Linked DNA regions of Homo sapiens: region 2 is linked to region 1. A link is a loop called in an ENCODE intact Hi-C map of the cell type or tissue named here. Cell type or tissue: natural killer cell. All regions are shown on one strand. Links, peaks and the distances in the headings refer to the core of each region. The heading gives the core; the rest is flanking DNA.

What was found. Peaks named below come from ENCODE experiments on the same cell type or tissue, not always from the same donor. Only the 100,000 strongest peaks of a DNase experiment are listed, where the experiment ranks them.
Region 2: it touches region 1 in a loop (15-fold over the local background); 6 of 110 quality-filtered maps call a loop at or near these places.

Annotation. Positions count from the first base shown.
Region 1 is chr12:68,148,532-68,165,222 of GRCh38, forward strand. IFNG (interferon gamma) reads right to left here and starts at 11,209. Exons shown (of 4, transcript NM_000619.3): 1 at 10,971-11,209; 2 at 9,660-9,728; 3 at 9,382-9,564; 4 at 6,237-6,956. The coding sequence starts at 11,084. The coding sequence ends at 6,822. In natural killer cell, for the core only: CTCF peaks have their summits at 10,091 and 10,290; DNase peaks (open chromatin) are centred at 10,120 and 11,300; H3K4me3 peaks cover 2,330 bases; H3K27ac peaks cover 1,494 bases.
Region 2 is chr12:67,994,508-68,010,141 of GRCh38, forward strand. IFNG-AS1 (IFNG regulatory antisense RNA 1) reads left to right here. Exons shown (of 4, transcript NR_104125.3): 2 at 1,434-1,566; 3 at 11,583-11,639. It also overlaps the pseudogene RPL39P28. Among named protein-coding and RNA genes, the nearest start is that of IFNG-AS1, 13 kb to the left of the region's middle. In natural killer cell, for the core only: no CTCF peak of the experiment used is centred there; a DNase peak (open chromatin) is centred at 7,194.

The sequences.
Region 1 (16,691 bases), core at 5,132-13,131:
TGGGGAAAGGGAAGTGTTTTATAATCTTTAAATCTCAGCATTTTAGTGGGCCTGTGTCTCAGGACTGTGATCTTCACAAGTGTTTCTTCTTGTATAGCTTTAGGTGTAACAGGACAACTAGAAGGGACTCAAGTTAGAGAAACATCCTTCCCCCACAGCCCTCTCACAGGAGTCTGGTAAAGCCTTTCCCCTGGAGAGCAGACCTTTGTTTCTGGACATACTTCAGAAGGTTACTCGTCCCCTCCCCCTGCCAGAGCCACAGGGGTATCTTTGTCAGAACTTCACCAGGAGAACTTGGTGGGATTCCTGTAGGTATGCTCACGAAAACAAGGAGGACCCATCACAGTTCGGCCCCCAGGTGTTTCTCACTCCCATGCTAGTCCACACTCAGCCTCCAGCAAGTCATCAAAATTACCATTTAAGTGTTTTAACAAGTTAATTACTCCAGTGGATTCAGGTCCAAGTAAGCAGATCTTGGCTGTGAATTTCTGGATTTGCCTACTCTCCAGATTTTATTGTGGCAGTTTGTCCTGCAAATTCCGTTCTATGATGGAACTAAAAAACTCGCTGGTTTTATTTGTCCAGCTTTTCCTTGTTTTAAAGGCTGGAGTAACAACTTCCATGCTCTGTATATGTTGGAGCTAAAATTGGAAGTCTGTCACGATGGTTTTTTTTCTTTTTTTTCTTTTTTTTTTTTTTTCCTGAGATAGAGTCTCACTCTGTCATCCAGGCTAGCGTGCAGTGGCATGATCTCAGCTCACCACAACCTCCACCTCCCGGGTTCAAGCGATTCTCCTGCCTCAGCCTCCTGAGTAGCTGGAACTACAGGCATGTGCCACCATGTCCAGCTAATTTTTGTATTTTTAGTAGAGATGAGGTTTTACCATGTTGGTCAGAATGGTCTCAATCTCTTCACCTCAGGTGATCCGCCCGCCTCGGCCTCCCACAGTGCTGGGATTACAGGTGTAAGCCACCACACCCAGCCCATGATGGTTTTTTTCATTGAGGCCTCAGTTGGAAAATTCAAATGCTTGGAGCTACAATCATCTAAGAGCTTGCTCACACACATCTGATGATTTGTGCTGATGCTGAGTGGAAGCCTTACTGGAACTCTTGGCCAGAATATGCACACATGGTTTCCCCATGCAGCCTGAACATCTCAACATGATGTTGGGTTCTGAGGGCAAAAGTCTTGAGATGGAGAGAAGCCAGGTAGAGACTGCACCCTAGACTTCAAAGGATGTGACTTCATTTCCATTTCACTTCACTGGTAAGCAAAGTCACAAGCCCCCGCCCAGTATTTAGGGGAGGACCATACCCTCATCTTTAAGTTGGGGGAGTGTCAGTCACATTACAAGAAGAGCATGGGGATGGGGTGAATATATATGTGTGATTACTTTTGGAAATTTCACCTGTTGCAAGTTAAATATGGGGAATTCTGAGTCATCAAGAATTTTAGACCTCACCAGTCTGTGACTCTGAAATAATCTCAGAGTGACTTTTTCGTATTTATATTTTGAAAAAATATTGCAGGCTGGGCGCCTTCAAATCCCAGCACTTTGGGAGGCCAAGGTGGGTGAATCACTGAAGTCCAGGAGTTCAAGACCAGCCTGGGCAAGATGGTGAAACCACATCTCTACAAAAAGTACAAAAATAAAAAATTAGCTGGGCATGGTGGCCCATGCCTGTGGTCCCAGCTACTCGGGAGGCTGAGGTGGGAGGATGGCTTGAGCCCAGGAGGCGGAGGTTGCAGTGAGCCGTGATTGCACGAACTGCACTCTAGCCTGGGTGACAGAGTCAAATCCTGTCTTAAAAGAAAGAACAAGATTGCAAACTTACAGAAGAGTTGGAAAAGCTTTATATTTCCTGAATCATCTCAGAGTAAGTGGCTATCCTGATGCCCCTTCACCTCTGAATACATTCATGTGCACTACCTACCCACAAAGACATGTCCTGCTTAACCATGATACAAACCTCAAAATCAGGAAGTTTAAATTGATATATTACTACTCTCTCATCTTCAGACCTCATTCAAGTTCACCAGTTGTTCTAAAAATGATTTCTACTGCACAAGGATTCAGTTTAGAAACTTGCATTGCATTTAGCCATCATGTCTCTATAATTCATTTCAGAACAAAACTGTTCTTCAGTCCTTAGTCTTTCCTTAACTTATACAACTTTGATACTTTGAAGACTACAGACAAGATATTTTGTAGAATGCTTCTTAGTTTGCATTTGTATGTTTTCTCATGACTAGAATAGGTTATGCATCTTTCACAGAGATATCACAAAAGGTGTGCTATGTTCGTTTTCTTGCAACCTATCAGGTAGGATACCCTTTTCATTTATCTCATTACTAAGGATGTTCACTTTTATTCCTTGATTAAGATGGTATCTGCTAAGCTTCTCTACCATAAAATTACTCCTTTCCAATTTGTAATTAATAAATATTTTGTAGGGAGATATTTTGCAATGATGTGGCTATACCATTCCTCATCAAACTTTTGGTGTATTCATTTATATCAATATATACTCATGGTTTCCTATTATATTCAATAGGTCATAATACATTACTATCACTATTTATTTTGATGCTCAAATTTTCTCATATTTCACTAGTGGGAGTCCCTTCAAGCTGGTTTCTGTTCCTTTTAACATGTTTCCATCATCCTCTGAATACTTCTTTTTTTTCTAGCACTTCATGTACTTTCACTACCCCTGTTCTGGGATCAGCCAATTCTCCAAGGAGTTCTGGTTCATTCTAGCAAAGAATGGTATTTAGAAGTCAAGATATGGGTGATCAGTGTTCTCATTGTTATCGAGATGTTACTACTCCCAGGCCCCCTCAATGGACAGAGTTAGGGTGAACTAATATTTCTATCTATTATTTATTTCTATATCTACCTCTATATATTGAAGAGCATAAGTTAATACTGATACATCTAATTCTATTTCAATATCATAGGGTTTATTCTAATTTTCTCCTTTTCTGTACTGTACCTTCCTTCAATAGTGAGGAAAACTGGCTCCCATTATCTTTAATATAATTACTTAATTAATTTCCCATCTGCACTAATATGTCTTCCCCTATGCAGATGCCATTCTTACTTCACTCTAACACTCATGCTGGGCCATCCCAGGACACAGATGTCCTCCTCACCTTGCCTGGACTCTGACACCCTACTCCAGGCCATTCTTCCACATGGGCACCTCCTTGCTAGGCTAAGGTTCAGAGGACCCATGTCAGGCTGCCGCACTGTGATAGACTGCATAATGGACCCCCAAAGATGTCCACATCCTAGTCCCCTGAATCTGGGACTGTTGCTTTATATGGCAAAAAAAAACAAACAAACAAAAAAAAAAAAAAAAACTTCTCAGTTAAAAATCTTAAGAAGGAGGAGACAGTATCCTGAATTATTCAAGAGGTCTTAATGTAATCACGAGGGTCCTTATAAGAGGAAATCGGGAGTATCAGAGTCAGAAAGAATGAGAGAGCCTGGAAGATACTCTTCTGCTGGCTTTTAAAAAGGAAGAGGCCACTAGCTGAGGAATGAGAGTGGCCTCTAGCAGTTGGAAAAGTCAAGGAAACAGATTGTCTCCTAAAGTCTCCAGAAGGAACAAGCCCTGCCGATGCCTTGATTTTAGCCCACTGAGCCTAGTTTTGGATTTCTGCCCTCCATGATGATAAGATAATAAACGTGGGTTTTTTTTTTCAGCAACTAAGTTTGTTGTCACTTATTACCAAAGCAATAGGAAACTAATATGCTCACCCACCTCTTCAAGGACCTTCTCCTCATTCTGCTCAGGTTCTGACACCTTCCACACCAGGTTTCCTCCCTACACACTGTGCCTGGAATTTGGCTGCCCATAGTGGGCAATTACAGATGTCTACCTTACTCTGATGCACTTAATTGATTTAGAATAATATTGTTCAAATGGGAAGGAGAGAAGAATGAAGAGAACAGGATAAGAAAGAACAGGAAAATCCATTGACATTTCATGCTCAAGTTTTAATCACCAAAAATTGCCCCACCAGCAAGCATATGCCAGCAATTTCTGAAAGTCACTAAGGGTGAAAGCTATACGATAAGGGCTCTCCCACTGCAAGCCCAGGCTGCTGTCCCAGCTGCTTATAAGATTTGGGAGATACCTGCCCCTGCTGGCATTGGGAGAGGAATCAGCCCCCAAGGTGTCTTAGTCTAAAGCATGGTCCATCCCTCCTACAAGCTCCATCACACTTCTGAAACTAGGTGTGTTCATAAGAGAAGAAACATACAACATAGAGAATAATTGACAACCACTGCATAGGCCAGTCTCAACTCAAGTTCTCTTAAAGGATCTTCTCCCTGTCTCATTCCCTGCTATAATCACAGCACCTAATACAGTTTATATCTCTTCATGTCTCACAGTCTGGCCAAACTGAGATCAACCTCAGAGAGAGGGAATGTTTTATCCAGCCCTAGATTAAAATTTATCTCCTGGGGCTTCATTACACATGGTATGATTAATCACTGCTCAAGATGATCGATGGTGGGAATTTCCAATCCCTTCCCCAGAAGTATGGTCTAGAACTGTGGTCCAGGCAAGACAGCTTCACAGTAGCCCTTCATCTGTTTATACATCAAAGTCTGCATCAATGAATCTTAATTCAAACAAGAGTGGAGACACCAGTAGCAGATCATATTAGCTGTAGTTGTGCCAAAATTAACCAAATTTACTTCCAATCTTGCTTCATCAAAGATTCAAAAGTTTTAGCATCAGATCTCACCCACTGTCACTTAGTTACCCAATAATCAAAATAATGACCCCTGATTATTGTCAATGACTCAAATGATCCTTTGTGTGATCTATTTCACATAATCCTACTGTTGCTGTTGGAGGTTTATGTGAAATTGTTGAGAAGGAAGCCCCAGATGTCTAACCCTCTCTATCCTTGACATTCATGATCTTGCCACCACTACACGTTCCACAGCTGGTAGAACTAATCTCACTATATCCATTATCTTGTTTATGTCGGTAATCATAAGAAGTCTCAGACTCACAACACATCCCTATGCACGTTCCCTTTTATGACAACCTCTCTTACTTTGTCTCACTGGGTCTTCTGGAATTTACAGCCCAGAACTAACCAAATCCATCATATCCTCAACTTCCTCCTTCTCAAAAGATAAACTGGCCCTCCCCTAAGGACATTGCTTCCCCTGAATTCCTCTCAAGTGTGGCTGATTTTCTCTTCCGTCTTCTGGGCCCAGCACACTGGTCTGCTGGTTCTTCTACCACTCCAGGAAAATCTCTTCAGAGCCTTTGCAAGGATATACCTTTTGCCTGGAATTCAAATAGCTACCTCTCTTACTTCTTAAAGCGCTTCCTCAAATGGCATCTCCTCAATAAGGCCACATATAATTACCCTTTTAAACCTCTAGCCCTCCCACTCCACCATACATAGGACTCCTAATTTCCCTGTCCTGCTCTCCTTTAACTATTTTTCCATGACACCAATCACCTTAGAGAATGCCATGCAATAGACTTACATATTATGTATTTTGTTCATTGTTTATCTGTCCCTTGCTTAATTTCAAATTCCCCAGGGGCAGGGATCCTTGGCTGTTTTGCTTGAGTAAGGTATCTCAAGGTCTACAACAGCACCAGGCATGTAGTAGGTACTCCAGTAAATATTTCTTGAGTGAAAGAATCAATTCGTACCACAATATTATGAGGAACACACAATTATTTTTCTTTTTCAGACAATAAAGCTGAAACTTAGACAATATACATAATGTATTAAAGGTCACACTACTTGTAATGGAATAACTTGGATTCCAATCCAAGCCTTCTCCCTAGAGCTTACACCCACTACTCCACCCCCACTGGTGTTTGCCAGCATTGGATGAGGGAGAGGAAGATTCTGAAATGAAGGAGGAAATAGGAAGGTGGAGAAGGGGCTAGAAATAAATCTCTGTGTGCCAAGCTAAGCAGTTTAAACTACATTCCATAGCAGAACCTCTGAATTGAATAGTGACATAATTAAATCTGTATCTTAGAAAGATAATTCAAAGAGCTGCTAACTGGAAAAGCGAAAGCCAACAAAATGCTAGTGGAAAGAAATACCACATTTAATGGAACCAAATGCAACTCTAAAATTTCCACAGCTAAGAAGACTCCCCTCCCTACTAATTCATTAATAGGTAGTTCTTTCACTCCAGGTCTCACTTAGAAAAAGTCCAACACAGCATAAGTAGTTGTGAACTTACACTTTATTCATATATATTAGATATTGATAATTTTAACAAATGAGTTACTTTCCATTTGGGTACAGTCACAGTTGTCAACAATATTTGGAAGCACCAGGCATGAAATCTCCTGAGATGCTATGTTTTCATCAGGGTCACCTGACACATTCAAGTTCTGTCTGACATGCCATTAAAGCACTGGCTCAGATTGCAGGCATATTTTCAAACCGGCAGTAACTGGATAGTATCACTTCACTTATAAGTGTTCATTGTATCATCAAGTGAAATAAACACACAACCCATGGGATCTTGCTTAGGTTGGCTGCCTAGTTGGCCCCTGAGATAAAGCCTTGTAATCACATAGCCTTGCCTAATTAGTCAGAAAACAAAGGATTAAGTGAGACAGTCACAGGATATAGGAATTATAAATAATACATATATTAATAGATATTCATTTTCATTACACAAAAGTTGCTATTATAAATACTTATTTGATTGATGAGTCTAAAAATATATTCCCCATATAAATAATGTTAAATATTAATAAATAGATTTAGATTTAAAATTCAAATATTGCAGGCAGGACAACCATTACTGGGATGCTCTTCGACCTCGAAACAGCATCTGACTCCTTTTTCGCTTCCCTGTTTTAGCTGCTGGCGACAGTTCAGCCATCACTTGGATGAGTTCATGTATTGCTTTGCGTTGGACATTCAAGTCAGTTACCTATCGGGAAAGAAAAGAGCAAAATTAATTTCAGGCATATAAGCCATCAGGATATTCTGCTAATGTCATGATGGTCAGTGAAAATAAAAGTATTCCTTTAAAAAATGGACCGTATTACCTTAATATACAATATTTACTTCTTCAGCAGTTGAAGCTAAAAATTACAATTACATTTCTAGTTGTGCTATAATGTGGTGGAGTCCATCACATATCTTTAAATCTACTTCTATAGAATTCTTGAAATTATATAGTGAAAAGACTCCTGGTTGTGGAGTCAGCATAAAAAGGTGGGTTTGAATCTCATGCATGCAATAATTCTGACCTTGAGCCAGCTACTTAACCTCTCTGAACTTCTATTTTCTCATCTAAAGGAGGATGAGACTGTTTCTATGACCTCTCTATCATCAATCTACCAATTATATCACTTTATACTTCAGTCTTTCCTGTATGCATCAAATGAGTAACTATAGGTCAATGATTCTCACTGTTGTGCATAGCAGATTAATCCGGAAACCTGTCAAAGACCTCAGAGATCCAGGTGCATGAAGTGGAAGGACTGTGCCCTGTGCATTCACTAAGCTCCCCAGGTGATTCTGACATCCACCTAAGTTTGAGAACCACTGATCTAGGTTAGGTACCCTAGAAAACACCAAATCCAAAACGAGTGAAAACTGTAATTTTTAATTTCTCCCAGATTAGGTCAGTCTCTCAATTTCCATAATAGATTTTAAAATAAACACCCCCAATCATATTTATATATGGCTTACTGATATATAAAGTTTAAAATTAAGAATTGCAACAACTTTTCCAGTACCCTGCCTTCTAGGCAAGCAAATTGAACTACTTGCATCTCCTCACTCTAACCAATAGGGCCATTTAGATGATGCTTCATAAAATGTGGACCATTTACCTTCCTCTTGGCTCTGCCATTACATTTTTTCTAATCTTGGGAACACTATGGCTACTCACCACATTTCTGAGGATGGCTGGGGGATTACAGCTAAAGACTAATTGTCAAAGGGCATAACATGCATAAAATAGCTTAGCAACTGAGCCAAAGAGAATAATAATTAATAGAGCTCACTCAAGATTGCCCATCAAGAAACAGGAGGTTTGTAGCTTCCAGAAGGAAGAAACCACAGATTTTTTTTCATTTTTTTAAGGCCCAGTTCCTGCAGAGTAGAAAAAATTTTCGACAAGCTGTGTGTTTGCAAGTGACAGATTTTACTTTCCAATGTTCAAATCATCACCAAGAAACTAAGAGACTTATCCAGGACTGAACAGTAAGCCAGGGGCACCACTGGATTAGAAACAAGTGCTGAGTGTCTAGTTTATAACCAAAGGAGACCTGTTGCCATGTCTCTCCTTTCTGTTTCTGGGGGCTTACATGAGAGGAGTGAGAGGCAGGCCCAGCAATAGTGAAAGCTGAGCACATATCCTAAGAACACAAATGCTAGCTTGAAGACCCTGGTCCCTCTCATTTGAGCCCATTTATATCAAAGTCAACCCCAAAGGAATCTAGAGGCCTTTGTCTTCTAGAAAACATTTTGAAAAACATGATTTGTCTTTATGCCTCAACGTTATCTTTCTGTTTATAGAAGCCATAACTTAAAGATACAAGTTCATGAGGTAAGACTTAGGAGTCTAAGGAGTTCTCCAGCTGAGATATTCTGAAAGTTGATAGAGAGTTGATAGAACAATCTTTTCATAAGGTATAAATTCTATCTATTTTTCCCTAAAAACAAACAAACAGCAACCATTCTTGCTTCTAATTGGGCAGTACAATCTGATAGGTTGGCTAGAGACTTGCAGTGGGGTGTCCCTGGTACCTATTCAAAGACTGTAGCTTTCTTCTATCTCATTCTCATTTTCTATTCTTTGCATTGTAGAGTTTTGGAGCAAAGAAGGTCATCAAACTTATACAGTGAGCCTAACAGTTTCCTTTTAAGATGAGGAAACTGAGCCCCAGCCAGCCATGTGATTCATCACAGTTCCTTGGTGGCTGAGTTGGGAGGAGAACACACATCTTCTCAGCTCCTCCCACTGCTCTTTCCATTAAGACAGACAGCCTCTCATTCAAAGTAAGAGAATTTCCATCATATGAGCAAGGGACAATGAGAGAACTGCTTCTCAGTACTCCCCGCTTCTTCCTCACCTACTTCCTCTTCACTGGATTTGTCAACTCACCTGTCTTTACGCAATAGTTACAATGCCAGCATTTCTCTACATTACATACTTCAGCGATTCTCTTACTGGCTTTGCAAAGTCACCCAAACACGAATGGAAATAGTAAGGTAGAGTTTCAGCCATGAGTTGAGTTCATAGCTTTAGCAACTGTTAAATAGCTAATGTCTACTTTCTGGAGAATAAATGCTTTGCAAGACCCTCGGCAATGAAACCAAAGAAAGAATTTAAATAGCCTCACCGAATAATTAGTCAGCTTTTCGAAGTCATCTCGTTTCTTTTTGTTGCTATTGAAAAACTTGACATTCATGTCTTCCTTGATGGTCTCCACACTCTTTTGGATGCTCTGGTCATCTTTAAAGTTTTTAAAAAGTTTGAAGTAAAAGGAGACAATTTGGCTCTGCATTATTTTTCTGTCACTCTCCTTGGAAGGAAAGAGCACAAACAGAGGATGATGTGAATTTATCCATCAGAAAGCAAGCAACAGGAAAATTAGCCAAATGGGAATATTCAGCTTACCTCTTTCCAATTCTTCAAAATGCCTAAGAAAAGAGTTCCATTATCCGCTACATCTGAATGACCTGCATTCTAAAAAAAAAAAAAGAAAAAATTGGTTTACAATTAGCCCATAAATTGCCTTAAAAATATATTTCAAGTTTCATTGAACTCAGATGTGACAATATTCACTGATTTCCTTTTCAACTCTTCTGCTTAGTTCTAACAATAAGTATTCCCAAAAGGCTTATGTGAGATATAGACAAAGACTATTATGTTCTTTTAGCTTTTTTATTTCCCAATATAACCATTAAATTGCAATGTCACAAATGAGCTCAACAAAGCTGATACTCCAAAGGTCCCAAAAACTATAGTAAGCTAAAGAAAGTATTTTCAAGCTAGGCTAAAAAATACAAAAACAAAAAACAGCAAAGCCACCCCACTATAAAATACTGCCCCCCAATGGTACAGGTTTCTATTACATCTACTGTGCCTTCCTGTAGGGTATTATTATACGAGCTTTAAAAGATAGTTCCAAACATGTGCGAGTGTGTGTGTGTGTGTGTGTGTGTGTGTGATTTGATTTTGTGTTGTAAGAATAAAATCAATTGTGAATGTCTGAATATTATTATGACAGCTATAATTATAACAGCTAAGTTTTAAACAAATAATGAAATATTTAAAATGTAAAAACTTTTCATTAACCATCAATAAAATTTTAAAAGAAACTCAAAAAATTCACTTAAAATTTTTAAACATTCCTTAGCCAGAATCATAATTCTTCCAAAATCCCAGTGAGCAACGAAGTTCCGGAATACTTCACAAGTAATATAGATAGAGAAGCAGAATGTTGAAATCACTTTTTGGAGAAAATCACCTATCAGTTATTTTTTTAAGCCAAAGCTTTAAGGACCTTTTTGACTTTAATTTGTAAACATTTCCTATTACCTTTTTAATGCTAATCTTGACCTTAGAGTCTGAGAAGTCAAAAACTAATAACCAATCATTTTTTTCAATCTGCATACTCCTTGACTATCACAACTGAATGAGTTCCCACCACAAAATTATTAACATCATTATGCTTCATACCCATATTATGCCCATCTTTTGGAAAATTCATAAATCCCTTTTAAGTCTCTATACAAACTGAGCAGAAGGTTAAAACAATATCTAGATTATTTAGTCAAGGAACTCATCTAGTCAATAATTAACAAAATAACACCAAATCTCAAAATGACTGCCTACAAGAGATGACAGCCTATCAGAGATGCTACAGCAAGTCGATATTCAGTCATTTTCAACCACAAACAAGTACTATTAAAAAGTCATACTTACAAAATATTTCTTAAGGTTTTCTGCTTCTTTTACATATGGGTCCTGGCAGTAACAGCCAAGAGAACCCAAAACGATGCAGAGCTGAAAAGCCAAGATATAACTTGTATATTTCATCGTTTCCGAGAGAATTAAGCCAAAGAAGTTGAAATCAGTAGTTCTTGTATCAAGCTGATCAGGTCCAAAGGACTTAACTGATCTTTCTCTTCTAATAGCTGATCTTCAGATGATCAGAACAATGTGCTGCACCTCCTCTGGCTGCTGGTATTTATACCTAATTGAAGTCTCCTGAGGATTACGTATTTTCACAAGTTTTTTAAGATGAGATGGTGACAGATAGGCAGGGATGATAGTTTGTATTAATAACTAAGGTTTTGTGGCATTTGGGTGTTGTAGTTAGAGTTTCCTTTAGACTCCTTGGGTCCTTTGACGATGAGACAGACCCATTATGCCCACCTGTGCCATTCTGGTGGGATTCTTTGAAGGCACTTTTACTTCACACCATTCAAGGACTGGAAATTTTTTTGTACCTCCCCACTTCGCCCTGGTAAAATGTTGACTCTTCATTCACAAAGCACATTGATCATTTGCTTGTGGTTGGGAACAAGTGAAAAACGAAATTCTAGGGCCTCTCAAACCTTTACAAAGGGGCAGCCTTTTAAAATTTTTCTTGCAAATGACCAGAAAGCAAGGAAAGAATGCGGTTAAAAGAACAATTTGGTGAGGAAGTCCTTCATCAGAGTTGGTTAGTAAAATATCTACCACAAGTTTCAAATTGCTCTAGATCAGCACTGCCCAGTAGAAATACAATACAAGCCACACAGGTAAATTTAAATGATCTAGTAGCCTCATTAATAAAAGTTTTTTTAAAAGGTAAATATAATTTTAAAATATATTGTATTTAAACCAATATATCCCAAATAGTACTTCAGTATGCATCAATATACTACATTGTTAATAAGGTATTTGACATTCTTTTTGTCATATTAAATCCTTGAAATACAGTGTAGAGAATATTCCCAGGGGGAGTTCCAGACGCAGTGGCTCACACCTGTAATCCCAGCACTTTGGGAGGTTGAGGCGGGTGGATCACAAGGTCAGGAGTTTGAGACCAGCCTAGCCAATATGGTGAAACCCCATCTCTACTAAAAATACAAAAAAATTAGCCAGGCATGGTGGTGTATGCCTGTAATCTCAGCTACTAGGGAGGCTGAGGCAGGAGAATGGCTTGAACCCAGAAGGTGGAGGTTGCAGTGAGCCGAGATCGCGCCACTACACTCCAGCCTAGGTGACAGAGTAAGATTCCGTCTCAAAAAAAAAAAAAGAAAAAAAGAAAAAAGGAAAGAAATACAGTGTATATTTTAAGCCTACGGTGCATCTCAATTTGGTCTAGTCGTATTTCAAACGCTTAATGGGCACATACTGCTAGGTGCTACTATATTGAACAGCATAGCTCTAAACAATTTATTGTTCCAAATAATCAGTACTAACAGAGAATCTTTTTAACTTTTTATTTCTTTGTCTTTCAGATACAAAAAAAAATAGGATTCTTTCTCCTCCTTTGTAATTTATTTATGAAGTACAACACTTTGGGATGGCACAAAAAGCCCTCCACTCTTTGGTTCAAACCCACTTTGCATTTCTACCTGTACTGTGTACATAACAGTATTGCAGTTATGGGGCAAACTTGATTCCTGACTCCTCTACTATCTAGCTATATGATTGTGAGTTAGCTTCTTAAATCTTCTATGACTCAGTCTCCTTACCTGTAAAACTGGCTTGATAATAGTATCTTCTTCCATGCTTCAGTTGAAAATTAAATCAGGTAATCCTCATAAAGTGCTAGGAATTTTTCCTGGCATATAGTAATCACTAATAAAAGTTTATTATTATTTTGGCACATTGGATGACTAGTCATTTCTTTTTTTTTTTTTTTTTTTTTGAGACGGAGTCTTGCTCTGTCACCCAGGCTGGAGTGCAGTGGCGCAATCTCGGCTCACTGCAAGCTCTGCCTCCCGGATTCACGCCATTCTCCCGCCTCAGCCTCCCGAGTAGCTGGGACTACAGGCACTCGCCACGCCCGGCTAATTTTTTTTTTTTTTTTTTTTTTTGTGCTATTTTTAGTACAGACGGGGTTTCACTGTGTTAATCAGGATGGTCTCGATCTCCTGACCTCGTGATCCGCCCGCCTTGGCCTCCCAAAGTGCTGGGATTACAGGCGTGAGCCACCGCACCCGGCCTAGTCATTTCTTTAAAAAAAAAAAAAAAAAGTACCCTGGACCTTTGCTCATGCTGTTTCTTTGGTCTTGAGTTCTTTTTCCCCTCATTTGTGCCCCTGAGAGTAGTAGCCATCCATCCAAGCCCGGCTTAAAAATTACCATCTCCCTGAGTTTTTCCAAAATTATCCTCCTTAAAATTAATCTTAGATTCTCTATACAAGTCTTGGTTTATACTTTTCTAAGAGTTCTGATTCCTCAATCTTGATTGAAGATAGCTATTCGCGTGTCTTCTGCCATGTTAGATTGAGTTTCTGAAAATCAGAAATTGTTTCATTGCTTTTATGATGGCTTTCTCTTCCCTAAAATATTTTAGCATGGAGATTTGCTCATAAAGAGCACTGAATAAATGTAAATTCGAATGCTTGCCTAAGGCTCTCTTTTGAGTTATTTGCCCTCAAATTCTAATTCCGATGTTATCAGGCCTAACCTGTAAGAAACTAGTTTTTAATTAAATAATATTTATGATTAATGTTAGAAACATGATGCTGTGTCTCTTTAGCCAACACTTGCTGACTGCGACAATTTCGTGTATTCTTTTATGTGGGAAAAAAAAGCCAGAAAGCTCTTTGAGGGGCGATCTTCCCAAAGAATAAATAAGATCAAAACATTTATGTGGAACCAAACCTCATGTTAAGCAAGTGAAGAATGTAAAAATTACATTGTTGCATACAAAGCTCTACTGTTGCTCTGCTCAAGAAAAATTACGTCCAGAGAACGTGCTTGCAGGTGGCACAGGGATTTGGGTCAGAGCCTGAGACACTTTGCAGGTTCTCAATACCTTCCAATGCCCAACCTCTGAGTCACTGGAAGGAATGTTCCCAACTGTCTGGAAATAAGTAAAAATTAGTTCTGCCTGGTCCTTGATTGCTCCACTGGAATGTAGTACTAGGATTGAGGAGTTAAGAATAGTGGGATCCATAAGAGGGAATGATATACTGCCTAGCCACTTGTAAATTGAGAATGCCTATTCAAAATAACAGATTATATTAAGAATATGTTTACAGTGTGGCAACTGTTTACAAAGAGTAATTACACGGCTAAAATCCAAGCTCTAATAACTCTTGATGGCATGGCCAAGCACAGAATTATGGAATTATAGATTATCTATGGTCAACCCCTTACCTTTTAGATTTGTAAATCCAGACCCAGAAAGACAAGTGATGTGCTTAAATTCATTCAACTGGCTAATGCAGAACTGAGTCTAAATCCAAGATCTTCCCAAAGAGGATGGAACCCTTAGTCAATCCATCCCCCAATCTATCAATATCCATTGAGATGATTGCATGTACCTCTACGTTAGATATGTGAATTCAAATAACTACACCCTATCAGGCTTTAGTTTCTGAGATTTTTTCTTCTGTAGAATTTGTGAGATAGTAATCACACTTTAATTCCTTAAAACATAGTAAGACTGCAAGTATAATTTGAAATTGTTTCTGAAATATATTTTTGAAATTTTTGCCTAGACATCCCAGCCAACCTGACTTCATGGACATGCAACCTGTGCAGTCTGACAGGACCCTGAACTTAGAACAGCCCACACTTGGTTTAATGCTCTGTTGTCACTTCCTTGAAATTTCTAATAACTCTTCAAACAAAGGACACACATTTTCGTTTTGCACTTGTTTCCACAAATTATGCAGCTGGTCCTGCATTCCAGACTGGCAGTGAAACATCTGCTATTAGATTTTCATCTTTCAACATATGATTCTTTTGTTCAGAACATTATCACTACAATAAGTATATACGTTTGTGATCTTTTCCTGTCTTGTCAACTTTGCAAACAAAGAAATTTCTCTCTCTTTTCTGCCTGTAAAACACCTTTTGTTGCACATGCAAACTAGAGGTTTCACACTTTGTTGGTTTGGCCAGTTCTGAGACTGCAGAATAAGTCACCATCAAGATATACTTTAAAAGTTTTGCAAAGCCATCAGGAGCCAAGGTGTGACCATATTACTAAAACAGAGGGGCTGAAAACTTTCTTTTTTCTTTTCAACTAGACTTTTTTTCTGAAAACTGGCTATGGTTATACATGACACATCAGCAACATTTCAATCATATCTCATGCTATCCTCAGTCTTAACTGAGTAGGTAGTCAGTAAGCCAAAACTTACACCTTGGTTTCCCTTTTCCTCTGTCATCAGCAGTCACATCCTAGCACTCACAACCAAATTATCTCATCCAGACTTTGGCGTAGATTTCTTCCACTCAATATGAGTCAATATTGGATCCATGCCCCCACGCTATTTTGACTTCCGGAACTCCTGACATCATGCAAGCCAAACCTACGGAAGAAGCATGACATACAGAATAGAAGTCCACACGGAGTCAGATTTTCCCCGCAATTTGACTCATAAAATCCCGTAAGTTAGAGGAAGATTTTTCTGAATCCCCCCTTTTCTTTTGTGCCTTCTGGCCATTTTTGAGGAGTGGTTCAAAGAATATAGAAGGTATGCTACTTACACAGTACAATCATCAGATTACAATATTCTTAATTTTATATCAGATGGGATTGTGTATTGATAATCCAGAGATTCATGGTCCTGCTTTGAAGGTTGTATTTTTGTTCCACAAGGAATTTTAATGCACCAAGTGCCAAATACTTCGATTGATATGGGGTTTCCAAAGAAGGATGAAAAGTTCTATTGTGAAAATGTTGGTTTATATCCCAATTTCAATTAATTAATATGTGCTTATTGAATTGAATGCCTACTAGATATCCATAGCTTTAGGGGTTACAAAGAAGTTAGCAGTGAGACAATCCGGTAGGAGCATATGTCACCACATTGGAAGCTAGGATTGATTCCTGTTCTTGTTGCTGAATAGGTAGAATAGGTATCCATATTCCCCACCTTTTCTCCATGTACATCCTCTCCAGGTGGTTCATATCGTTAAGAGGACTTATTATTGGTCAGAGGGAAATACACACATTGACATATGTATTGTGTTTCCTCCTCCTATACCCAAGGCAGACGTCACTAATCAGTCACGGCATTCCTTTCTATTAAATCCAGATATCACTGCTGAATCCTTCTCAACACTGAAATCCAGATAGATACTGACTTATTTATATTTCATTGCTTATTTTCCCTATTAGGGCAAAGGTTTACTTGTTGTTATGCCTCTTAGATCCTCCATATGGGTTCATTCAACTTACAAAGAAGTAAAAGGCATAATCTCTTCCTCCAAGAAAATTAGTATTGGGGGAAAACGTAACAATCCATGAAGTAATATAAGGGAAAGAACTTTGGCCTAAGAGAAAGGAGTCCCAAATTCTGGTCCTGTGTCTGCAAGTGATGTGAGATTTTGAACAAAGCCTTTACCCATGCCTCATATTTAACCACATCATCTTTAAAATGAAGACTTAACTCTAAATGAACTCTAAGTTTCCTTCTATTCTTAATATCCTACATTTCTATGATTGTGATTTATGAGGAATATAAGA
Region 2 (15,634 bases), core at 3,891-11,890, 160 kb before region 1:
GCTGCTTTATCCTAACTTGGTAAAACCCCTATATACAATTACCTAAAACTAGGGGGAGAATTTAAATACAGCTTTCAAAGCAATTTAGCAATTGTGTATGAAATGGACACACAACATGTCTGCCGCTATTCTAAACATTGTAAGGCTGAAGAAATAAGACACTCCTCCAAAAAGAACATCTAGGGATCTTATCTGGATGATGAAATAGATGTACGTGAAGCACACAAACAACATTACATGTTCTAGGAGGTGCAGTAAGATGAAGCATCATAAGTGATGAAAGTGATCCACCGCAGATTTAAAGTATGGACCCTGGAATTGGCTTCCCTGAATTCCAATCTCAGTTCATTTTATTATTGGCTGTGTTTAAAGAAACTTAGGCAAGTTACCTAACCTCTTTATGCCTCAGTTTCCTCATCCAGAAAGTGGTGAAACTAATATGTTTCATAAATTGTATATAATATGCTTACAAGAGTGTCTTAATACACAGATGAAGCTCAATAAACAATTACTTTTATTACTATCAAATGTCAAGAAAACTAGTTTAGAGACTACATGTGATACTTAGAAAATCTTTATTGCCAGGGTTGGACCAGGCTTTTGAGAGAAAGTGCCTTTTAGAAATGGCAGGGTGGGCTGAGAGTGGTGGCTCACGTCTGTAATCCCAGCACTTTGGGAGGCCAAGGTGGGAGATCATGAGGTCAAGAGATCGAGACCATCCTGGCCAACATGGTGAAACCCTGTCTCTACAAAAAATACAAAAACTAGCTGGGCATGGTGGCGCGTGCCTATAGTCCCAGCTACTCAGGAGGCTGAGGCAGGAGAATCGCTTGAACCCAGGAAGCGGAGGCTGCAGTGAGCTGAGATTGTGCCACTGCACTCCAGCCTGGTGACAGAGTGAGACTCCATTTCAAAAAAAAAAAAAAAAAAAAGGGCCGCGCACTGTGGCTCACGCCTGTAATCTTAGAACTTTGGGAGGCCGAGGCGGGCAGATTACGAGGTCAGGAGATCGAGACCATCCTGAATAACATGGTGAAACCCTGTCTCTCCTAAAAATACAAAAAATTAGCCAGGCATGGTGTCATGTGCCTGTATTCCCAGCTATTCGGAAGGCTGAGTCAGGAGAATCACTTGAACCTGGGAGGCAGAGGTTGCAGTGAGCCAAGATTGCGCCACTGCACTCCAGCCTGGGTGACAGAGTGAGACTCGGTCTCCAAAAAAAAAAAAAAAGAAAAGAAAAGAAATGGCAGGGTGAGATATTCAAATAAAACTTTCAGTTTGCCTTTTACAAAAGACTGAGGATTATTTATCCCAACAAATGCAAAATCATTTCCATAAAGAGTAGAAAATATAAGTGGTAGGAAGAAATATATCAGCTGATTATTTTCTTTAAAACAAGAATCTCAGATCACTCATTTGACATTTCTCTTCAGAGTTTGAAAAGTTCATGACAGCTCACAGCTGATGATGGTGGCAATCTTAAGGATACAGAAAGCTCATTCCTCATGCAGGGAAGAAGAAAATATTCTAAAGAAGAGATAAGCATATTCCATGAAATCAAAAAAGGTAGGAAAACAATATTTATTCATTAACTCCTTCACTCACTCAACGAACATATATTTAGTGCCTACTATGTGTTAGGCATGGTACCAGAATCTGGAATCCAAAATTTAAAAAGTCTCTGTCCTGAAGAGTTTACAAGACAGGGCAGTAAGTAAGTGATCAAAATACCGTATGATAGCAATTAGTACAAGGCATGGAGCTGAGCCTGGATAGTAAAGCAGAGGCCATGTGAATGAGTTTTGTCTTTATTCTGATACAAATGTGAATCCATTGAAAGATTTAAACAAAGAGAATGCCATCTAACTAGTTTCATTCTTAAAAGATCATACTTGTTGTATAGTGAGAACAAATTGAATGGTGAATCAGAGCTGAGATTTTGTTATTTTTATAACTACAAAATCTTGTATAGTTTTCTACACCTATAAAGTACAATGAGTTCACACCCTCTTAAATCTATGTAGCTGTGTGTCCCTCCATGCTATTATTCATCTAGCAGTCTGCCTTCTGCTCCCACTCATTTCCCTACAATGAGTAACAGAACTGCAAGTAGACAAAGAAGGATGGAGAATGAACTTGGCTTCTCTCTTTCAAATGGAAGCTAGCAGAAAAGCTCAGGAACTCACACCTTGAGGAGAGGGTAATATGCAGTGGTTAATAACATAGGATATTGATTTAAAAACCAGTGTTGTCCATTGCTCATTCTATGACCTTAGGCAAACTTGTCAATATTTCTGCTCTTAATATCTTTACTTTATGATGGTAATAAAGTTATTTCTATCTTTTATTTGTCAGACTCAGCTAACTACTATAAGAAATAAATCAAATCTCAGAGGCTTAACACAATAAAAATGTATTTCTGGTTCAAGTTAAGAAAAGGCATTAACTAAAACAATAAGATAAGTTATTATAATATAAAATAGCAGGATAAAAACATTACATAGATAACTTACTATTTTATATACATAAACAATGATTATTTAGGAGATGTAATAACAGAAAAACCCTCATTTATAATAACAACAAAGAACATGAAACACTTAAATAAACTTAAAAGGAAATGTGCAAAAACTGTATGAGGAAAGCATTTCTGAAAGACATAAAACACTGAAGAAGAGCCAAGAAAACACTTAAAAAGAAAAACTAGAAGGAAGAACTAGCCCTATCACACATTAAAACATACTATAAAGTCTTCATAATTAAGAGTGTAGGATGCAGGTGCATGACTAGGCAAACGAACTGATAGAATAAATTAGAAAGCCCAGAAATTGACTCAAGTACATATGGAAATTTAGTATATGATAAGTGACATCACAAAATTGCTGGGGCAAGAAAATTTTAATAGATGGTTCTGGGACAACTGGATAGGTATTGGGAATGAAATAAGTTTAGATCCATATCTCACACCATATACAAGCATAAAGACCCAATGAAAAAGAGATATAATATAAATGTAAAAAAAAATTTTTTTTTAAATAGCAGAAGAAAACATGGGTGAATTTCTATTTAACGTTGGTATAGGGAAAGATTTTCTAACCATGACTCAAAATCCAGAGGCAATTAAAAAAAAAAGATTGACGAGTGGCCACATAAAAATAAAAATTTTAATGCATGGCAAAAACACCATAAACAAAGTCAAACAACAAACAAACTTTAAAAAAATGCTTGCAACATTAATCTTTCTATAATAAAGTATATATTCTGCTAATATATTAAAAACTCCTAAAATTGAAAGAGAAGGGATTTTAAAAAAATATTGAACTAGATAAAGAAACAAGAGTAGATAATTCACAAAAAGATATATAAAAAACCTTGTAAGATAGCAAAAAATGTTTAATATCATTCATAACTAGTGAAATACAAATTAAAACTTTATAGGAATATTATTTTTCACTTATCAGATTGGCAAAAAAATTAAAAATATGGCAGTCATCTGTAGGGAAAGAGATACCCTCACACATTGCTGGTGACAATGTCAAGTGGTACAAGCTTTATAGAGGGAAATTTGGTAATGCCTAAGAAACTACACATACACTTATTTTTTAATTCAGCAATTCCACTTCTAGGAATTTACCCAGAAGATACACCTCCGATAAGGCAAAAATATATTTGCACAGGGTTATTAATTGTGACATTGTTGTTATTGCAAAATATTGGAAACAATGTAAATATCTGAACACAAGAGAGTAGTTAAACAAATTGTGTACCTCTACAGGCTCTAAGAGAAAATAAAATAGAAAAGGATTCCTGTGAACCTATTTGGATTGTTTTTCAGAACACAATCCAAATAGGTTTTTCTTAAGTGAAAAAGAAAAAAGACAAAGTGCAAAAGAATATCTATTATGTGTCAACTTCTATGAAAGAGAGACCAAAAAAAAAAGAAAAAGAAAAAGAAAGAAAACCACAAAAAGGTTAACCCAGGAACTAAGATTGCTTATATACAGGGATAACAGGAAGGAGTTGGGGTGCAGGGGATGATGGGGGTGGGAAAGGAACACTTCTCTGAGTATAACTCTTTCTACAGTTCTGACTTTTAGAAACCATGGTAATGTTTCATTACCAAAAATATAAATAAATGACTAAAATCAAGCAGGGTGAAGGGAGAACCCAAAATTCAATACAAACAATAACAAATGAGCCTAACTCAATTACAAACCACACTGAAGGGGATGAGGAAGAAAAGAATGAACTGAAGACAACTTTGAAATCCAATGTATTATTATATACATGTATTATTAATACAATGTACATATTATATACTCTAAGACCAAAGACCAACAGGAATGTACACAAACATTTTACATTAGTTTGCAAGCTCCCCAGCCCCAAAGAGGCATTGGTTAGTAATTATAAACCCAGTTAATGTTTATTTTAGGATTGTGCAAATAAGTAAATAATATTTGGATAACAAGAGGGAGATTTCTTACTTTTAGAGAAATGAGTTACTAGTAAGGAAAGGAGGAAGGCTAGAATTAACACTGTAATACTGGACTGAAATCAAATGTATTGGTATGAACTGATGGTGATAGATAGATGATAGATAATAGATAATAGATAAGATAGATAGATAGATATAAATAGGAATCAAATGTATGAACTCGTGGTGATAGATAAATGATAGATAGATAATAGATGATACAGAGATAGAGACTTAGATTATGTGTATGTACACATGTTTATTATAAACAGATTTTTATCTAGCTTTGTCTGATGAGAGGGCCTAAAAGTAATGACACCAGTAGCAATGAACACAAAGAGCACCTAGATCTTGCTTTCTAGATGACATTATTTAATAAAAGAAACCAAGGATCCTTGAGAAATGACTGAGCTCATGGCTGGGGCAGGGAAAGTACTGTGTAAGATTATCCTGGAACATCTTGTGCCAGAAAGAAAAGAAGCAGTAAGAACAAAATGGTGGACACATGTTGAAAGGACACAGAAGCCAACTTGAAGGGGCCCCCAGTGGTCAATTGTGAGCCAATTTGAAGAACAAAGTAAATTATGGTAATAATGGAGTATAGCATATAGAATAAAATAAGTATTCATGACTGCATACTGATATACTTCAATAATGAAATAACTAGCAAATGGGAGAGAAGGGAAAGCTCTTCTTTACAGTAGAATTATAATTAACGAGTGTCAAATAAATTATTAAAGTAAAAAAAATCACTAGTTGGCGATGAGTGGGGCAATATATAAGAAACAGGATATTTACATAGTCCTAAAGTCTCTCTCTACGAAGTCCTTATTAAATACAAAAGTAAAAACAGTTCCTTTACAGTGGAGCAGTCTGGCAGACACTACCTTAACCAAGTGTTGAAGGCTAACATCACCAATAATAAGAAGTATTCAACAAAAAGGACCCATGATATATGTACTGAGAAGCCCACAATATCGCTTCTGTGGTAGTCTTACTAAATATGTATAAGCTGAATTTAATCATTATTACCTTAATCATAATCTGGATCTTGGCTATAAAATAGGCATTAATGTGATAATTGGCAAATGTTGAATAAGGTCTGGGGTTAGTTAATAGCATAATATCAATGTTAGTTTCTTGATTTTGAAAATTATACTGTGGTAAAGTAAAATATTAACACTGGGAGAAGTTTGGTAAAAGGTATATGGGAGTTCTGTGTACTGGCAACTTTTTTTAGTCTGAAATTATTTCAAAATAAAAAGGTAATAAAAATATTAAAAAGAAAGAAAAGGTATTTAAAAACATTTCTACCTATGATTACAAAACTTCATTTTAAAAGAGATGACTTAACACCCTCTCAAAATATATTTTCTTCTCAAAATAAAAATGTTGGCCACATGCAGTGACTCATGCCTGTAATCTCAGCATTTTGGGAGGCTAAGGTCAGAGGATGGAGAATAGCTTGAGGCCAGGAGTTCAAGACCAGCCTGGACAACATAGTGAGACCCTATCTCTATAGAAATAAAAATAAAAAACTAACCAGGCATCGTGGTGCACACCTGTAAGTCCCAGATTTGAGAAGGCTGAGATGGGTGGATTGCTTGAGCCCAGGAGTTTCAGACTGCAGTGAGCTGTGATTGCACTAACGCACTCCAGACTAGGCCACGGAACAAGGCCTTGTCTCTTAAAAAAAAAAGTTAAATACTTTCTTAAAAAATACACATGGAAAAACATATTTATTCCATAAATTCTCCCCCAGATCAATATGTTCCTTTGCTCTGACCCATTGTTTTATTTTTTTCTGCTATTGTTCATATTTTCAGAGGATATGACCTGGGTAATGAAGTAATTTTTTTATAAATTAATCCTAGTTATAATTTTACCTCAGTGAATTTGAGCATCTTAGAGTCGAATTTTATGTACAGATATATGTTTTTCTAGGCAACAGATTTAGAGAACTTCATTTCTATTCAAAAAGCCTAGGTATAAAGGCCTGGCATCCTTACTCTATAAAGGATAGGCCTATTTTATAGACCACAAGACTCATCACTACTCAATAGTTACCTCACACTCCTAGTGTCAAACCAGAGCACACACATACACACACATATATACTTGCACATACATACAAACACACATATAATGTATACATATGTGTGTGTATATATACATTTTCAATAACTTGCTAATCATGATGAATGCTGTCTTAACTTTTTTTTCAAACAAAAGTCCTCACATACTTGTTACTGAACCAACCTAGTGCAGGGCACAGAAACAAAGATAAAACATTTTTTCATTAAAACATGTCCCACAGTACAGATAGTGGCAACGTTTCCAAGTTGATATGGTAAGATGCCAGTGACCCCAGTACAGCATGAATCTGAGTGCCATCTCATGTGCAAGTCCTTACAGACCCAGCTGAGTCTTCTCCAATGTCTCCTCTTGGAGTCGTAGGTGCTCTTATTACCAGTTTTCATCTGATTCCACTAGGGAATGGGATGATTTTGCTTTTGTTTCTTGGCCAGAAATCGCTTGATACTGAAAACCTTGCGAGCAGACATAGTGAGGAATGGAGTCAACCGCATACACCACAATGGCAGAGAAAGGGAGAGACCCGTCTTGTTTTATTTTAATGAAATATTTTGCTTTGGAGAATTCAAAGAAAAATATAGGAGGTCACCTGATTTTACCACCAGAGGGCATAAGACATTAAGAAGTAGGGCAAACAATGTCCACTTGCTCGTGAGATTCTCTGATTTCATGGTTTGAAATCTCTAGGTGGCTATTTCAAAAAATGAACTCAAACCCTAACCTGAACCAGAACACAGACCTAAAAACAAAGGTTTAATATTCTGCTACTGAAACATACCAGGAGGGAAAGCAGTTCACAGCATGCACTGAGGGCCACAGACAAATAAGCTACCTGCAAATGAGGATAGGAAAAGGTTAGGATGGAAAAGCTATCTTTTAAAAATCCTCAACCATGTTCTCAAAAATGTAATTTATTTACATGTGTTAATTATATTATTGATTTAGGTTAAACATTGAAATAAGTTGGCAGTGTTAAATTTGATGTTTCCTCTCCCGGTAATGTTTGAGAAAAATATTACCTGGTTAATGCAATCTTTATCTAGCAAAACAGGGGTGAGCTGGTCTAGAATCAATGAGACCAAGGTCTTGAGTTCAAATTGTGCGTGAGTCAGTGAACCTCTCTCTAAAACAGGGCCAAGCCCTCCTCCTAAACCGGCAAATGCACATGGTAGGTCATGGGGGGAGTGGCGAGAGAGCACACACGTGCATAGCACACACCCAGCACTGCCCTGGAGAACTCGAAATCAAACTGCACATTCTGTTGATGTTGTGTCAATGGACTCTCCCCATAAATAGTATTTGGCTCTCAGAGTCAGATAATTTAAATTTCTCCTATTCCTCTCACCACCCTCCCCTCAACTCCCACCTTTTACATTTCTATGTTCTTCCCCACGTAAGCCCCTTACCCTTTTAAAAATCTTTGATAGGGTGCATACATGGAAAAGGGGGTGGATTACTTATTTTAATGATTTAAAAATTATTTTAATTCTGCCAACAGTTTTCCAAAGTAGAAGCAACTTGGATGGGCAGGAGATTTTAATCTTAGACATAGACCCAACTGGTCTATCTCTATTCTCTGCATGAGATGGCACCTTACCCATTACAAGGATATCATTTCCCGCCTGCTCCCTTGCTTAAAAGTCTCTGGAGCTCATTTCATAGATGAGGACTTTTGAGGGAAACTGCATCTTTTTTGGAATTAACATGATATTACTATATCCAAAGGAGCCTTCCTGGGTTTGAGGATAATCAGGACTGATGCTGCATTTGTGCAGCAGAAAGTATCAGTGAGCCACATGCTGTCATGTGCTGCGTTCAAGTCTCTCTAAGTAGGTAAAAGTAAACTGGAGAACTGAGATAATCATCTTGACAATTTAGTCAAAATACTCTATATTTATTCTAGATATAAGGACTAAGAGCGTGTGTTATTTAGTATGTTGCTTTACACTTCTAAAATACTTGAGATAATTGCAATGTTTCTTTTACTTTTTAATAATAGTACTAGATATAATTGCATTACATAAATGTTCTGTTATCTTAAAATTGCTAGAGTCCATTTCTGACTAAAATATCTCATTATTTCATTTCTACTTCCTCACCTCTAGCTTTTTAATCAGTCTTTTATTGTCAGATTTCATTTTCCTCTTTAGAAATGGGTGAGGTGGAGCCCCAGTTGTGTTTAACGGGTATATGAAAACCATCTTTTGAATCTTCCTATCCAGGCTGTTCTTATTGTTGTGATACCTTTGGGAACACAAATGGAGTTGAGTGAGTCCCAGAGGAAAAGCCTACCTAGAACCTACTCAACCTGAGTTCATAGTTCATAGAAGCTAATCATATTCCCCCCTTTTTTTTTTTTTTTGCATTGAGCACCTGATTAACCTCCATGAGTCCACACTAGAAGTGACACTGAGAAAGAGCACATCTTCTCATCTCCCATGTGTCCCTCAAGGGTCCCTCATCACCTTCCCTTCCTGAACTCAGGTCAGATGGATTTCCTCCTTTCCCAAGCTTCAATGCCTCCCTTGCGCTAAAGCTTACAGAATCCGTATTAGGCCGGGCGTGGTGGCTCACGCCTGTAATCCCAGCACTTTGGGAGGCCAAGGCGGGTGGATCACGAGGTCAGGAGATCGAGACCATCTTGGCTAACACGGCAAAACCCCGTCTCTACTAAAAAAATTAGCCGGGCATGGTAGCGGGTGTCTGTAGTCCTAGCTACCCGGGAGGCTGAGGCAGGAGAATGACGTGAACCTGGGAGGCGGAGCTTGCAGTGAACCGAGATCGCCCCACTGCACTCCAGCCTGGGTGAGAGTGAGACTCCGTCTCCAAAAAAAAAAAAAAAAGAATCCGTATTAATTTGGCCACTATCCGAGGCTATGTTGGTTTGTATGTGGCAACAGTTTGTAAGCTTTGCTGACATTCAAAAACAGGACACTTGGGTATACTGGATAAAGCCCTGCCCTAGGGATCTGGATTGCAGTTGAAGCCATGCCCCCTCACACCTGAGTGGGCTTGGGTATGCACCTGGGGTAGTAGGGATAAAAACTTCAAATACTACTTCAAATATTTGAAGAAAATGCAGCTTCTCTGTTTTCTGTCATAGATCTACTCTTCCTCATAAACATCTACCTCACTGGGTACCAATGCATGGACAGCACTCTTTTATACTTGTCAATATTCAGTACTAAAGTCTCTTGTCTTTTAAATGGGCTCCCCCATGATGCATTTACTTTTGCATCTTCCCAGCTTCCTCTCTCTCCCCAGAGGATCTTCCAAGCTTCCTCAGGATCTTCCAAGCTTCCTCTGGATCTTCCCAGATTCCTCTCTTCCCAATGCTGGATCTTCCCAGCTTGCTCTCTCTCCCCAGAGGCTGGGGCTGATATAATCGTGTGGTAGCAAGGGAAAGGCATGTCAGAGCCCTCTGGATCCTCCGTGCATGGCCTGGTCCCCTCCCAGCTGATGTGTCACTCAGTCCACATGGGTCTTTGGAACATTTTTCTGGCACACCCTCTGGTTCTGACCATTTGCCCCTGGTTGTGCCTTCCTTCTCTACAGCCTCTGTGCATCTTCAGGCCTCTGCCAATTCCCTGGGCTTCTTAACACCAATACGTCTGCTTGTCAAGGCTCAAAGAACTTTTCAGAACCCATAGGATCAAGACTGTCACTACTATCTCACCTCACACATTAACAAAGAGTCTTCCAATACGGTCTTTTTTCCCCAAGTGCTCCAAACAGTGATGGGGAAAAATTGGACTCTTCTCTGGACTTTTCTTAGCGGGATGCATATACTAAAAACCTGCCTCTCCAATTCTCTTTTCTGTCTCCTTTTTTGCAGTCCACTGGCACAGAAGGATAAACATCCCACTTCTTTCTAACACCTGTAAGGGACCTCTTTTTTATATCCTCTACATATCCTCTTTTCATATCCTTTCTGAGGTGACATTTATAGTCTCCTAAAGCAATCATGGTGGACAAGGTGCAAAGACAGAAATCTAGTTCACCCACAAAGCAAGATGTATCTGGAGAAATTCCAAAAATATTATCCCTCTTGCACCTAATTTTTCTAATTCTCAGTTTCCTCAGAAAAATTAAAGGGGGAGCGGGTAATAATGCCTGCACCTACTCTCCAGAGGGAAGATCTCTGTGTCCCTCTTGAAACCAATTTGAGTTAAAACTGCAGGAAGTAGAATTTCTCCAGATGCATTTATTCCTTAGAGGGTTTACACCCTCAGAAGGCCTATACTGACAGACAATCCTGTCTGCTGACTTAGCCACGATACAGCATGTAGAAATGCGCACACACATGCATGCACACGTGCATACACATGCACACACACAGAGCCATTCTCCCCTTACACCCACCTCTTTGGAAATGTCCTCCAATCTGTGTTAGGCTCAAACAGCAAAAAAACCCAAAAACGAAACCAAATCAAAACAATGATCCTTAAAGTCTCAATATAATTACAAATCCAATATGTTAACTTTTCTTAAATGATTCAAAAATCCTAAGAACAGACCACAATTATTTATGTATTTATTCAATAACTTGTCCTGGATGCTTGAATACCTCAGTAATCAAAATAGATCATGACCCTTGCCCTTATACTTGACAGGATGGGAAAGAGTGGGAAGAAGGGAGGCAGATACTAAGCAATATGCTAAATAAATAAGTAAATAATAATGTACATTAGAAGCAGAGGATGGAATAACAGAAATAGTAGAATACACAGGTTGAAAGCATTTATTATTATACCTTTGTTTCTCATATTTAAAGTAATTCATTTATTCATGTTTCTCTAGTTATTATACCTTCCCAGGGTTAAAATAACCTTTAACCTCCAAGAAATGGAATATTATCTCAGACCAGCTAAGACTGCAGATTACGGGTTACTGATCAATGAATTCTTAGGGCCTGGGGCCTGCTTGAAACTTCCGGAGGGATTCAAACTTAATCCAGTAACCATCTCTCTGCCTTTTTCCCTTCCTTCCCTTCTTCCTTTCCACTTTTTAGCGTAAAACGCTGGAGGAGAAGTCAGTAGCAAGCAGCTAAGACAACATGGTACATGTGGTGAGTACATAAGAGATTTGGTTTGTCACACACTAAGGAATTTGATTTTTACCCAACAGGTGATCAAAGGACAAAAGTGACAAGGTGGTTTTAAGAAATGTCTCAGGAAACTAATCAGCAGAGTAAATTTACAAGATAATTTTCAAAAAAATTCCGAATTTATTTATGCTATCAACCTTGTATAAAGAATTCTAGAAAAAAGTTAAAGAAGGAAATTTTTATGTATAAAACATTGAAAAACAAATTCCAGATTTTTTTATAAGCTGAGATTAATGAGTCAAATTCTAATGAAACCATCAGTATTTAGCCATCTCCCTCACTCATGAAGGAAGGGATCAGACATACCCATTGCGCTATTGTCTGGGAAGAATTCTAAGACAGCCCCATGATCTCTGCCCGGGTGTTTCATCCATAATTAGGTTACATTATAGGTGAAAGTGAAGGGATTTGGCAAATATAATTAAGGCCTCAAATCAGTTGAAAAGTTCATCAAAAAGGAAGATTATACTTGCTGGATCTGACTTAATTAGCTGGAAGCCTTTTTAAAGAGGGTTTGGATTTCACTGAGTCAGAAAGAGATTCTCCTGCTGGCACTGAAAGAACAGGCTGCCATTGGTTCTGCAGCTGCAAGGAAATGAATTTTGCCATTAAGCATGTGTGCTTGGAAGAAGACTTTGAAACTCACATGAGACCCTAGTCCCAGCTGATCCCTTGACGGCAGCTTTGTGAGACCATGACCTGAGGACCCAGTTAGGCCAAGCCTAGACTCCTGACCCATGGAAACTGTGAAATAATAAAAGCATGTTGTTTCAAGATTCTAAAATAGTGATAACTTGTTACAAAGCAATAGAAAAGGAATATACCCTTAGAATGATTTTTTAAAATCACATGGAAGAGTGCTTATCTATAAAAACAGTCAGTGTGTGTAGTAAAGGCACAGAGCCTAAAGCCAGACTACATGGGTTCATGTCCCAACACCACCCCTCCTTGTTGTGTGACCTTGGGCATGTTCCCCTGTGCTTCCATGCCTCCATTTCCACATTATGAAACGAAGATAAACACAGGACTCCATTCATAGGATTATTTTGAGAATTAAAGGACTTCAGTTATGCAAAGTCCCTAGAAGGGCAACTGGCACACAGTAAGCACTCTATGAATCATTAACTATCCTTATATGATGCAGCTCTACTAATTGTCAGTGGAGCTAGATATATCAAAGACTTTCTTCATATACCCCCTTGACAATTAAGAATGTCATCCTAATATAAACACTCAAGGCATTTGAAGAGATCAAATTTATCACTGTGTTGAGTTTCAATAATCTATTTTAGTCAGAAAAAATAAATAATGGATGAAATGATGCAAGAAATACAATCTCAATTTTAAACTGAAAAAATAGCTGGTGGAGACCTAATCATTCCTGAGAGTTTCTTAATGCCCTCTCTCCCCTAAGATTCAAATATCAGTCACAGTTTCAAAGTAATCACTATAATACATGAACAGCTGATGAAATCTCATGTTGTAATTGCCACATGTTATTTTCAAGGAATTGCACAATGCAAAACCTCTATATTTACACAATAAAATAGAAGGAAAATACTTTTGGGAAGGCTACTTAGCCATGACAGATAGATAGAAAGACAGAAGAATAGGAGGCAGAGATAGAGAAAGACAGAGGAAGGGAGAGATGGAAGAAAGAAGGAAATAGATGACTTGGTGCCCTCACGATGAGATGATACATCTTGAATCCCCTGGGTCAAATGGAATCTTAAATAAATAAGTGAAGCTTCTTCTGAAGCAATATAAATTGTTGAGCTATAGCTTCTTTAAAAAATCAGGCAAACTAAAAATGGAAAACCATTGTCTTAAGATATCCAACTAGAATTTAGCTAGGAAAAGGAAAAAGTCAATTGTGATATGAAGTTCAATACTGCTAAAGACTAGCTACCTCAGAATTGCAAGGGGGATCTTTTAAAAATTAGAGATACAGCCAGGCGCAGTGGCTCATGCCTGTAATCCCAGCACTTTGAGAGGCCGAGGCAGGCGGATCATGAGGTCAGGAGATCGAGACCATCCTGGCTAACACGGTGAAACCCCATCTCCACTAAAAATGCAAAAAATTAACCAGGCATGGTGGTGGGCGCCTGTAGTCCCAGCTACTCGGGAGGCTGAGGCAGGAGAATGGCGTGAACCCAGGAGGCAGAGGTTGCAGTGAGCCAAGACCACGCCACTGCACTCCAGCCTGGGCGACAGCACGAGACACCATCTCAAAAAAAAAAAAAATATGTAGAGATACATAGTCTTTATCCCAGAGATTCTAATCTAGGAGTTCTGGAGTTCACAGCAGGAAACTGAATTTTTAAAAAGCTCTTTATTAGTTAAGGTAAGTTTTAGAAAGAATCAAATTCCAAGGTGTCAGTAGATTAGCACAATAGAAATTAATTTCTTGTTCGTAGGATGGCTCATGGTGAGGTTGGTAGGAGGCTTCTCCACATGCAGTCATTCAGTGACCCAGACTATTTCCATCAGTGGCTCTCCCATATGCTAGGGTTTCATAGTCATCCGCATCCACCAAGTAGAAGGGGAAACAGCATGGAGGAGCACTATGGGAACTTGTAATGGACCAGACTGAAAGTAGCATGAATTTTCTTTTTTCCTCTCATTCTGTTAAGGAGATCTCAGTCACAGGGTGACAGCTACCTACAAGGGAGGAAGGGAAATACCATCCAGCTGGTGTTCCAATAAGAAGAGGCAGTAGATTTCAGTGAACAGGATGAGTGTCTGCTACAAGCACTCCATGTGATTTTATGTACAACTGGTGCATGATTGAAAGTTCACAGTTGAAAATACAACTTTTGAGTCCAAATAATCTAAATTCCAAACTTGGCCATTTGACAGCTATGTGATCTTAGGCAAAATATCTCCCCTCCTTGTGCCTTGGTTTCTTCAGTTATTCATCTTTTAAGTAAAGATTAAAAACATCCTACATTGTAAGGTTCTTGTGAGACTGAAATAAGACAATATGTTTAAAATAATTAGAACCATAACTGGCACTTAATAGTAACACATATTTTACTTAAACTGTATTGTCTAGGAATCAAGGTGTTCTGCTATTTGAGATAAGAACTCAGATGCATCAGTATCAGAATATATATTTTGTCCCAGCTGAATTATTACATTGGAACAGTTTTTTGTTTTTGTTTTGTTTTGTTTTTTGAGACAGTCTCGCTCTGTTGCCCAGGCTGGAGTGCAGTGACACAATCTTGGCTCACTGCAACTTCTGCATCCCAGTTCAAGCAATTCTCCTGCCTCAGCCTCCTGAGTAGCTGGGACTACAGGCGCCCGCCACCACGCCCAGCTAATTTTTTGTATTTTTAGTAGAGACGGGATTTCACTGTGTTAGCCAGGGTGGTCTCGATCTCTTGGCCTCGTGATCCACCCACCTCAGTCTCCCAAAGTGCTGGCATTATAGGCGTGAGTCATTGTGCCTGGCCTGGAACAGTTTTTAAAGGTAGAATTTTAACACACCAGAAGTTGGTTTCTTGCTCTCATAAAAGTTCCTGGGCAACTGGGCAGCTCTCCTCCATGCAGTCATTCCGAGATCTTGTCTTTTTCCATCTGGTGGCTCCCCAATCCCTAGGCTTTATCATCATCTCATCCAGTGTGTAGAGATACACCAGGGAAGCAGTACTCACTGTGGTCAGAGCTAAGAATTCAGTGCTGCAGTATTAAAATATTTGAAGCCCACTGAAAGAATAATTGATGAGTTTTAAAAATAAAATAAAAGCAACTTCCAAAATTAAGAAATTGAAAGTGTTGATAGTTGATATCTCAAGCTGATATTTACAATAATCTGATGATTTTAATTCAGAGTGTTTCAGATATTTTTAGATTTAACTTTTGCCACATATGAATGTTTACCACTACACCCAAGGGACTCCATGAACACTTCTGGAATAGGACCTAAGCTTTATGGTGCTAATCATTTGAAGCAA